Regions from separate parts of the Homo sapiens genome. Here region 1 is linked to region 2. Evidence: read pairs that join two places in POLR2A ChIA-PET (ENCODE). Cell type or tissue: B cell. All regions are shown on one strand. Links, peaks and the distances in the headings refer to the core of each region. The heading gives the core; the rest is flanking DNA.

Evidence for each region. Peaks named below come from ENCODE experiments on the same cell type or tissue, not always from the same donor. Only the 100,000 strongest peaks of a DNase experiment are listed, where the experiment ranks them.
Region 1: POLR2A ChIA-PET joins it to region 2 with 10 read pairs; 3 of 35 experiments call an interaction of 5 or more read pairs at or near these places.

What each region holds. Positions count from the first base shown.
Region 1 is chr1:151,243,954-151,249,325 of GRCh38, forward strand. PIP5K1A (phosphatidylinositol-4-phosphate 5-kinase type 1 alpha) reads left to right here. Exons shown (of 16, transcript NM_001135638.2): 15 at 2,967-3,012; 16 at 3,910-5,372. The coding sequence ends at 3,912. Among named protein-coding and RNA genes, the nearest start is that of PSMD4, 8.1 kb to the right of the region's middle. In B cell, for the core only: no CTCF peak of the experiment used is centred there; no DNase peak of the experiment used is centred there.
Region 2 is chr1:151,036,648-151,042,019 of GRCh38, forward strand. BNIPL (BCL2 interacting protein like) reads left to right here. Exons shown (of 10, transcript NM_138278.4): 1 at 1-119; 2 at 920-1,015; 3 at 1,857-1,921; 4 at 2,149-2,379. The coding sequence starts at 79. Among named protein-coding and RNA genes, the nearest start is that of BNIPL, 2.7 kb to the left of the region's middle. In B cell, for the core only: no CTCF peak of the experiment used is centred there; no DNase peak of the experiment used is centred there.

The sequences.
Region 1 (5,372 bases), core at 158-5,157, 210 kb after region 2:
TGAATAGCACAATCAGCCCTCCGTATCCACAGGTTCCACATCCCAGATTCAACCAACTGTGGACTGAAAATACTTGAGAGCCTGGTGTGGTGGCTCATGCCTGTAATCCCACCACTTTGGGAGGCTGAGGTGGGAGGATTGCTTGAGGCAGTTTGAGACCAGCCTGGTCAATATAACGAGACCCCATCCCTTTGAAAAAAAAAAAGAAAGAAACGAAAAAATACTGAAAAAAAAAAAAAAAGTCGTGAAAATGTTATGTTGTTGCTGATATGTACTGTACAGTTAGGCCTGTACTTAACATGTACAGACTTTTCTTGTCATTATTCCCTGAACAATATAGTATAACAACTATTTACATAGCATTTACATTGTATTAGTTATCATAAATAATCTAGGAATGATTTAAAGTATATGGAGGGCCAGGCGTGATGGCTCACGCCTGTAATCCCAACACTTGTGAGAGGTAGAGGCGGCCAGATTACTTGAGCCTAGGAGTTTAAGATCAGCCTGAGCAACATGGCGAAACCCCATCTCTACCAAAAATACAAAAAAATTAGCCAGGCGTGGTGGTATGTTCCTGTAGTCCAAGTTACTCAGGAGGCTGAGGCAGGAGGATCGCTCGAACCCCGGAGGCAGTGGTTGCAGTGAGCCGAAATCGCGCCACTGGACTCTAGCCTGGGTGACAGAGCGAGACCCTGTCTCAAAAGAAAAATAAATAAAAATAAAGTATATGGAGGATGTGTGTGAGTTATATGCAAATACCATAGCATTGTATATAAGGGACTTGTGCATTGTGGATTTTGATATTCAAGGAGGGGTCCTGGAACCAGTCCCCCACAGATATTGAGGGATGACTATACTCTGAACCAATACCTTTTGTTTTTCTGAGGTCTTAATAAGATGTTTCACAGTCATATGTTTGCCTTCATCTTTAGACCACATTTTCTTGGCAGTGCTCTGGAGCTTATCCTTGCTCAAAAGCCTTTTTTTTTTTTTTTTTGGTAGAGATGTCTCATTGTGTTAACCAGGCTGGTCTTAAACAATCCTCCTCCCTCTGCCTCCTGAAGTGAGCCACCGTATGTGGCCTGCCATTTCTTAATTTTAGCATCGTTTGCTCTCTGGAGAGGCTTAGAATTTTCAAAACTTATCAAGTTCTGGCATTTTTGTTTAATAGTCCTTCCCATAATTTCTTTATCTTCTCCTATATTTTATTATAAGCATCAAGAGAAAACCAGGTGGCACCTTCAGGACTTTGCTTGGAAATCTCCGTAGCTAGATTGTCCAATTCATTAGGCACATATTCTACTTCTCACATAATCACAAATCACATTGTTGCTAAACTTTGTGCTGCTGCCTTACTAGGATCTCCTTTCCTTCAAGTTCCAATAAAATTTTTCTCACTTTAAGCCCTCACTGGTAACCCCCTTTAAGTCCAAAATTCTATAAACAGCATATTCAGGACACTACCTTTTCACTAAAATGCTCCTCCAAGCCACCCCCAATGTTTTGTTTTGTTTTGATTTTGTTTTTCGAGATGGAGTCTCACTCTGTTGCCCAGGCTGGAGTACAGTGGCACGATCTTGGTTCACTGCAGTCTCTGCCAACAGGGTCTCCCTCTGTCACCCAGGCTAGAATGTAGTGGCACTATCTTGGTTCATTGCAACTTCCGCCTCCCAGGTTCAAGCGATTCTCCTACCTCAGCCTCCCGAGGAGCTGGGATTACAAGCGTGCACCATCATGCCTGGCTAATTTTTGTATTTTTGGTAGAGACGTGGTTTTGCCATGTTGCTGAGGCTGGTCTTGAACTCCTGGCTTCAGATGATCTGCCTGCCTCAGGCTCCCAAAGTGCTGGGATTATAGGCATGAGCCACTGCACCAGGCCACCACCCCCAAATTTTAGATTTTTGTTATAGCAGCACCTCAATTCCAGGTACAAAAGTCTGTATTATCTATTATTGTGTAACAAATTACCCCCAAACTTAGCTGTTGAAAACAAACATTTGTTATCTCAGTCTGGGTGTGGTGGCTCACACCTATAATCCTGGCACTTTGGGAGGCCGAGGAGGGCGGATCACCTGAGGCCAGAAGTTCGAGACCAGCCTGGCCAACATGATGAAACCCCATCTGTACTAAAAATAGAAAAATTAGCCAGGTGTGGTGATTTGTGCCTATAATCCCAGGTACTCAGGAGGCCGAGGCGAGAGAATTGCTTGAACCCGGGAGGCAGAGGTTGCAGTGAGCCAAGATAGTGCCACTGCACTTCAGCCTGGGCGACAGAGCGAGATCTGTCTCAAAAAGAAAACAAAAATTTGTTATCCCAGTTTCTGTACCTTAGCTGGATGCCTTTGGCTCGGGTTCTCTCGAGATTACAGTCAAGCTATTAGTCCAAAAGCTTATCTGAGGGAAGATCAGCTTCTCAGCTCACTTATATGGTTGTTGGCAGTATTCGGTTCCTTGTCACATCGCCCTATCCATAGCCAGCTCATAGCATAGGAGCTGGCTTTCCTCAGAGCAGGCAAGCAGGGGCTAGAGCATGAGTCCAAGAAGAAGATACAGTATTTTTGTAATCTAATCTCAGAATGGACATTCCATCTCCTGTGCTGCATTCTGTTCATGAGAAGAGAATCACTAAATGCAGCCCACACTTGAGAGAGAATTACACAATGGCATGGATCTCAGGAGGCAGGGATTATTGGGGGCAATCTTAGAGGGTACCTACGACACCTGGAGATTGAAACAGAAGAGGGCAGGGTACTGGGAAATATTTTATAGTATTCAAGAAGCTAAATATGGTTAATTAAAACAGTGTGCTTCTAAATCTAGTAGCTTCTCAGCCTCTTCTTTCCAAATTCTAAATTGATTCCAAAGTGAAAATTAGAGAAGCAGTATGAGATTTAAAAGGAGAGTCCTTTGTTGTTGTCTTCTAATTCTTTTTCTCTCTGCTTCCATTTTTTTTCTCCTGTTAGTACAACCTTGGAAAAGCTTGAAGTTGCAGAGTCAGAGTTCACCCATGTGAGTATCTGGGATGTGTGGGAGGTGAACGTTTTGCAAGGTATAAAGAGGATCACTGATGGCCTGGAGCAGGAAGTTAATTGTCAAGATTAGAGGATCTGGGTACCTCCTAAATCTTGTTTTTTATTTTTTATTATTTTTTTATTTTGTACTTATTTATTTATTTATTTATTTATTTTTGAGATGGCGTCTCACTCTGTTGCCCAGGCTGGAGTGCAGTGGTGCAATCTCAGCTCACCTGCAACCTCTGCCTCCTGGGTTCAAGCAGTTCTCCTGTCTCAGCCTCTGGAGTAGCTGGGACTACAGGTGCGTGCCACCACGCCCGGCTAATTTTTTATTTTTTAGTAGGCGCAGGGTTTCATCATATTGGACAGGCTGGTCTTGAACTCCTGACGTCGTGATCTGCCCACCTTGGCCTCTCAAAGTGCTGGGATTACAGCCGTGAGCCATTGCACCCAGCCATCGTGTTTGTGTTTTTGAGACGGAGTCTTGCTCTGTCACCCAGGCTGGAGTGCAGTGGCGCGATCTCGGCTCACTGCAAGCTACGCCTCCCAGGTTCACGCCATTCTGCTGCCTCAGCCCCTTGAGTAGTTGGGACTACAGGCGCCCACCACCATGCCCGGCTAATTTTTTGTATTTTTAGTAGAGCAGGGTTTCACCGTGTTAGCCAGGATGGCCTCGATCTCCTGACCTCGTGATCCACCTGCCTGGGCCTCCCAAAGTGCTGGGATTACAGGTGTGAGCCACCATGCGCGGCCGCCATCTTGTTTTTTAAAAAATATTTTTGGTACCTCATACTTGGAGGCTGAGGCTGAAATAGAAATTTCTTAACGCTTGAATTCCATTTCTGCTTAATCTCATACTCCACATCCTTAACTTTACACTCTCCCTTTTCAGTAAGCGCAAAGCCTCAGAAGACCTGGAACAAGATTCTGCCATCTCTGTGATCCCAAGATGTCAGCCCTTGCCCCAGCAATGCTGAATTTTCTTCTACTTGGTCATCAAAAAAGGAGTGTAATAGAAGTGAGGGGAGCTGCTCCTCCATCTTCTTCCTGAAGAAGAACCTTCTCTCCTTCCTCTTCCTCATGAATGGGCCTTAGTGCCTCAGAGAGTTGAGGACCGCAGCATCCCCTCCACTCCAGAGTTGGGTGGTATGGATTTTCAACTGGCCAACCCTTTGCCTCCACTATTGAATTTTTTTCAGACCCCCATTCTTCATGCTGGAAATGGGATTGCTGGACTTGGCAGCTTTCTTTCCCCTCGTCTTTGACTAGGAACCGGACTCTTAATTTCCTCAGGACAGACTAGCTGGCACATTATCCCTACCTTAGTTCTTTCTCTCTGACTCCTGGAAGAATACTCCTGTAATCTCTGTAAAGGTTTTTGGGGGATAAGGGTGTTTAACCACCTCCCAGCTTTCTTCTTCTTTTTTTTTTTCTGAAAAAAGGAAAAAGCACACAGCACACAATTTCAAGCCATTTTCAGATCAGAACTCCAGAAGTGTTGACAAGATGCCTATTCGTAGAGTTCCCTCAGAAGAGCCATGGTGTTTATGAAGAGAAGAGTAGTGATTGCTCTGCCAGAAGCAGCTCCTCTTTAAACTCCTCCTCTCTTGATGAATTTCTTAAGGCTGAAGGAATGAAGAGAGTGGGACATGGGGTAATCTTTATCCCTTTTGTTAAAACAGGAGGCAGCCATGGGCTGGGAGATCATAGCCCTTCCTAGGCAGAATCCTGTTCACTGCCAGGCTATAGTAATTATTACTATTTTGCAATTTGAAATATATTCTGGTTGTTTTTCTAAATGTGAAGACTTACCAAATGAATTTTAGATCATTCTCCAGAGGAGATTTTTTTTGCTCTTCTCATCTTTTCCAACAGTGTTCTCCTGTTTGTGGAGCTAAGGTAAAGAGGGGACACTTCTGTCTGTTTAACAGACAGTCCATATCTGTGAGGCCAGCAAATATTTTCTTAAACTCATGGGGAGACAGCAGATTCTTGCCTTGGTGAGGTCATTGCTGTGCCATATGTCCTACCCCCCTGTCTTCATGCAGGGAAGTTGGAAATGGGGGCTACATATGCCCTCTCCTCCCCGTCTACAAGAGTTGTGGTTTTCCATCTGATCCTTCCACTCTTGTCAGGGGAAGAAGGGGGCCTGGTATCTCAGGCAGATTGTTGAATTCCTGTTCTATCCCTTCTCTATCCCACCCTGCCTTGATAATATGTTAGCCCATACCCCAAATAACTGTCTATATTAGACACCCCCAGCCAGTTTCTGGCTGCCTGTCTTTGCTGCCATGTTTTTTACAAGAAGGAAAGAATTCTTGCTATTTTTTTTTCATAATTTACTATTTATGATGT
Region 2 (5,372 bases), core at 169-5,168:
GAAGTGTTGGGGGCTGGGACAACCAGCTCCCCAACAACTCCTAGGTGTTTAAAGAAGGAGGCAGGAAGACTTGTGAAGATGGGAACTATACAAGAGGCAGGAAAAAAGACAGATGTTGGGTAAGTAAGATCTTGGCTCACTTGATTGGTAACAGTGAATAAACAGTCCGGAGAGACTTCCCCACCACCCAGCTCTTACTGGGTCAAATCTCGGGTTCCTCAAGGAGACAAGACTGTAAGAGAGTTTGCAGAGAAGAGATGAGGGTGGTTTTAGGTAGGAAATGTCAGTATGGTATGGAACTGGGGAACAGGATTCCAGGATAATTCCCTGGTTTAAAAATAAAGGAAGTTTCTGTAATATGTTGTACCTGATAAATCTGCCTGTGTTCTTTTATTTTCTAACCCTCACCCTCCAGAATGGCCATCAGGAAAGCTGAACCAGAACCGAGTTTAGGTCCAGGTTCTCGTTCTGGCAAATCTTTCTCCTTACCTTCTTCCTCCACCCCTCCACTTATGCCATGTTTTCCCTTAGCCACTCCCCAGCTCGGTGGAGGAAAGGCAGGCCTAACTAGGTACCGTCTTCCCGACTTTGCTCAATGATAGCTGGGTGGGTCTAGCTGGGTTCCAGCCACTTGTAATGTGGGACATCTCTCACCCCAACTTTGTAGGTGGAGCAACTGCTACAGAGGTAAATATGATTAACTTTACATTCCATCTTTCGTCTGCTCCCAAACTTAACAGCAGGTAATCTGCTTCTAGCAAGTGGTGAAGGTAAGAGAAGCATCTGTATAGGAGGCAAGAGATCTGAGTCCTTTTGAAGGCCTATCCTCTGCTCTGTATCTCAATTACTGTTCTTCATTTCAATTATTCTTACCTACTATTCAGTTCCCTTGATCTTTTCTTCTTGGGGGCTGTCTTAGGGTCAGGGAGATTGCAGAAGCACCAGAACTAGGAGCAGCCCTGAGACATGGGGAGTTGGAGCTGAAGGAGGAATGGCAGGATGAAGAATTCCCTAGGTGAGGACGTGTGAGGGTGGCTGGGAGAAGGGAGGGGTGGTCACGAATGGACGGAGGGGATGGCGCGGCGGCTCATGGCTGTAATCCCAGCACTTTGGGTGGCCGAGGCGGGTGGATCACCTGAGGTCAGGAGTTTGAGACCAGCCTGACCAACACGGTGAAATCCCGTCTCTACTAAAAATACAAAATTAGCCAGGTGTGGTGGCACATGCCTGTAATCCCAGCTACTCGGGAGGCTGAGGCAGGAGAATCACTTGAACCTGGGAGGCAGAGGTTGTAGTGAGCTGAGATTGTGCCATTACACCCGAGCTTGGGCAACAAGAGTGAAACTCTGTCTCAAAAAAAAAAAAAAAAAAAAAAAAAAAAAGCAAATGGACACAGGGATGGTGAATTAGGACTTGAAGGAAAAAAATGGGAAAAAGAAAACAGAGGCCGGGCGTGGTGGCTGATGCCTGTAATCCCAGCACTTTGGGAGGCCGAGGCAGGTGGATCACTTGAGCTCAGAAGTTCAAGACTACTCTGGGCAACATGGCATAACCCCATCTCTACAAAAATACAAAATTTAGCCAAGTGTGGTGGTGCACACCTGTAGGCCCAGCTACTCGGGAGGCTGAGGTGGGAGGACCGCTTGAACCCTGGAGGTAGAGGCTGCAGTGAGCTGTGATTGTGCCACTGCATTCCAGCCTGGGCAACAGAGTGAGACCCTGTCTCAAAAAAACAATTAAAAAAAAAAGCAGCATAGGTGATAAAATCATGGTGGGGAGAGAGAACCTATATATTGAGTCCTGGCTTGATGCCTTTGGTGTATATGTCTGCCGCCTTTTAATCTCTTCCCCTCTAGATTGCTTCCTGAGGAGGCTGGCACTTCTGAAGATCCTGAAGACCCTAAAGGAGATTCACAGGCAGGTAGGTCAAGTAGAAACCAGGCCTCAAGTTCTTGATTCTAGTCCAGTAAAGGGCTATGCCACCTCTATCCTTTTACAGTTCCATTTCCCCCTTTTCCCAAATCTCCCCTGCGTGAGTCCTTCTTCAGCATTCACCCCATATTATCACTTTCACATACAGGAATTCTAGCCCTCTCGGCTCTCCAACACACACACCCATCTTGGTTCTCTTTTTCCCCCTTTCTCCAGCTGCAGGTACCCCCAGCACTTTAGCCCTGTGTGGCCAGCGCCCCATGCGCAAGCGTCTTTCTGCCCCAGAGTTGCGGCTGAGTCTGACTAAGGGGCCTGGAAATGATGGAGCTTCACCCACCCAGTCTGCACCTTCCTCTCCTGATGGCAGTTCTGACCTGGAGATAGACGAATTGGAGACACCTTCAGACTCGGAGCAGCTGGACAGTGGACATGAATTTGAATGGGAAGGTGGGAAACAAACCAGAGGACTCAGCTGGTAGAAGTAGAGGCTAGAGCTAAAGGATCAGGATGGACTTAATGGGACTGCAGTTAGAACTAATAAGGTGGGACCAAGGGCTACGGCCAGCAAAATTAGTTTCCTCAAATGGAACTTGGGCTTATAGGTCCAATGTGAGAGTAGTCAGTAGAGGGGGAGGGGAGCCCATTGTTTATTAAGGAAAATTTAATTGAATGCCTGTTACATACTATCATGTATAGGACTGGGGTTATAAAGATGAATAAGAGAGGGCCTACAGGGAATTCTCTGCTTAGTAGGAAATAAACATATATAAAAATAATTGCAGTTAAAGGTTATGATCTATATATGTGTAGGGTACAGTGTAGACAGGGAGAAGGAAAAGGTCAGTTCTGCCTGAGAGATGTTAGGAAAGGCTTCATGAAGGAGATGATTCTGAGCTAAGTGTTGAAAACTGAAGCTGACATTTATCAGGTAGTTGGAGAGAGGGCATTCTAAGGAGAAGAAGCAGAAGCAACTCAAGCAATAGCATGGCATGTTGGGGAATTCAAAGTATGAGCATGACTATTTTAATATGAAGGGCCGGGAGGTGAAGAGAGAATGACAAAAGATAGTGCTGCTGGGTTAAGTAGAAAAAGGTCACATCATGGAGGCCCTTGCTGCCATGATAAGGAGTTTAGGTTTTATCTTATAGACAATAGGGAGTCATGATAAGTTTTTTTGTTTTTTGTTTTTGATACAGAGTCTTGCCCTGTTGCCCAGGCTAGAGTAGAGTGGTGTGATATAGGCTTACTGCAACGTCTGCTTCCTGGGTTCAAGTGATTCTTGTTCCTCAGCCTCCTGAGTAGCTGAGATTACAGATGTGTGCTATCACGTGTGGCTAATTTTTATATTTTTAGTAGAGATGGGGTTTCGCCATGTTGGCCAGGCTGATCTTGAGCTCCTGGCCTCAAGTGATCCACCTGCCTTGGCCTCCCAGTGTGCTGGGATTACAGGTGTGAGCCACCATGCCTGGCCCAGTAAGGTTTTAATCAAAGGAGTAACATGATCAAATTTAATGACTCTGAAAAGATTGGAAACAACCTAAAGATCCAGCAGTAAGGTATTACGTTTGTTATGGTGCATCCATCCAGTGGAATACTAAATACTAGGCAACATTTTGTTTTTGAGACAGTCTTGCTCTGTTGCCCAGTCTGGAGTGCAATGGCACAATCTTGCTCACTGCAGCCTCAACCTCCTAGGCTCAAGCAATCCTCCTGCCTCAGCCTCCCAAGTATCTGGGACTATAGGCCCACGCCACCAAACCTGGCTAATTTTTATATATTTTTGTAGAGACAGGGTCTTGCTATGTTGCCCAGGCTGGTCTTGAACTCCTGGCCTCAAGCAATCCTCCTGCCTCAGTCTCCCAAAGTGTTGGGATTACAGGCATGAGCCACTGTACTCGGCTATGCAACTATTTTTTAAAATGAAGCAGTTCTTAGGCTGGGAGCGGTGGCTCACGCCTGTAATCCCAGCACTTTGGGAGGCTGAGGCAGGTGGATCACCTGAGGTCAGGAGTTCAAGACCAGCCTGAGCAACATGGAGAAAGCCCATCTCTACTAAAAATACAAAATTAGCTGGGTATGGTGGCACACACCTGTAATCCCAGCTACTTGGGAGGCTGAGGCAGGAGAATCGCTTGAACCGGTGAGGTGGAGGTTGCGGTGAGCCGAGATTGCGTCACTGCACTCCAGCCTGGGCGACAAGAGCAAAACTCCATCTCAAAAAAAAAAAAAAAAAAGAAGAAGCAGCTCTTTCTATTGCTATGGAAAGATCATGCAGAATGGTGGGTATAATATATTATCATTTGAATAAAAAGCTAAAGAGGCTGGGTGCAGTGGCTCATTCCTGTAATCCCAACACTTTGGGAGGCTGAGGAGGGCAGATCATCTGAGCCCAGGAGTTGGGACCAGCCTGGGCAACAAAGTGAAACCCTATTTCTACAAAAAAAATTTTTTTTAAATTGGCTGGGCTTTGTGGCACAGACCTGTAGTCCCAGCTACTTGGGAGGCTGAGGTGGGAGGATCACCTGAGCCTGGGAAGTAGAGGTTGTAGTGAGCCAAGATCATGCCACTCCACTCCAGCCTGGAAGACAGAGTGAGACCCTGTCTCAAAAAAAAAGGTAGAGAAGAAAGGAAAGCTTGCTCTAGCAGTGGTATAGAGGGTCTATTGGAAAAAAACAGACTAGAGGCAGGGAAAGCAGTAAGGAGGCTAGTACCAAGGCCAGGTGAGAAATACTAAGAACCCAAACCAGGATAGCAGTAGTGGAAAGGATGATGAAAGAATATCATAGAGATAGATGGATCACAATCTGGAGTCCAGTTCATTTCAGGGCTGATAGAGAAGAAAGAGTTTCACATGACATGCAGTTTTCTCACTAGCCAGGCATGCTGATGTGTACCCATAGCCCTAGCTACTTGGGAAGCTGGGGTGGGAGTATCACTTGAGCCCAGGAGGTCAAAGCTGCAGTGAGCAAAGGTCGAGCCACTGTACTCCAGCTTGGATAGCAGAGTGAGTCCCTGTCTCTAAAAGAAAACAACAACAACAACAATAATAATAATATAATTTTCTCATTCAGGCAGCTACATGGATTCAGTCATTCATCAATACAGGAAATATGGCTGGGCACGGTGGCTCATGCCTGTAATCCTAGCACTTTGGGATGCCAAGGCAGGTAGATCACCTGAGGTCAGGAGTTTGAGACAAGCCTGGCCAACATGGCAAAACCTCGTCTCTACTAAAAATACAAAAAATTCGCCACACATGGGGGCGTGCACCTGTAGTACCAGCTACTCGGGAGGCTGAGGCAGGAGAATCACTTGAACCTGGGAGGCGGAGGTTGCAGTGAGCCAAGATCGCACCACTGCACTCCAGCCTGGGCAACAGAGCAAGACTCCATCTCAGAAAAAAAAAGGAAATAGGAAATATGAGGGAGAATAAGAAGAAT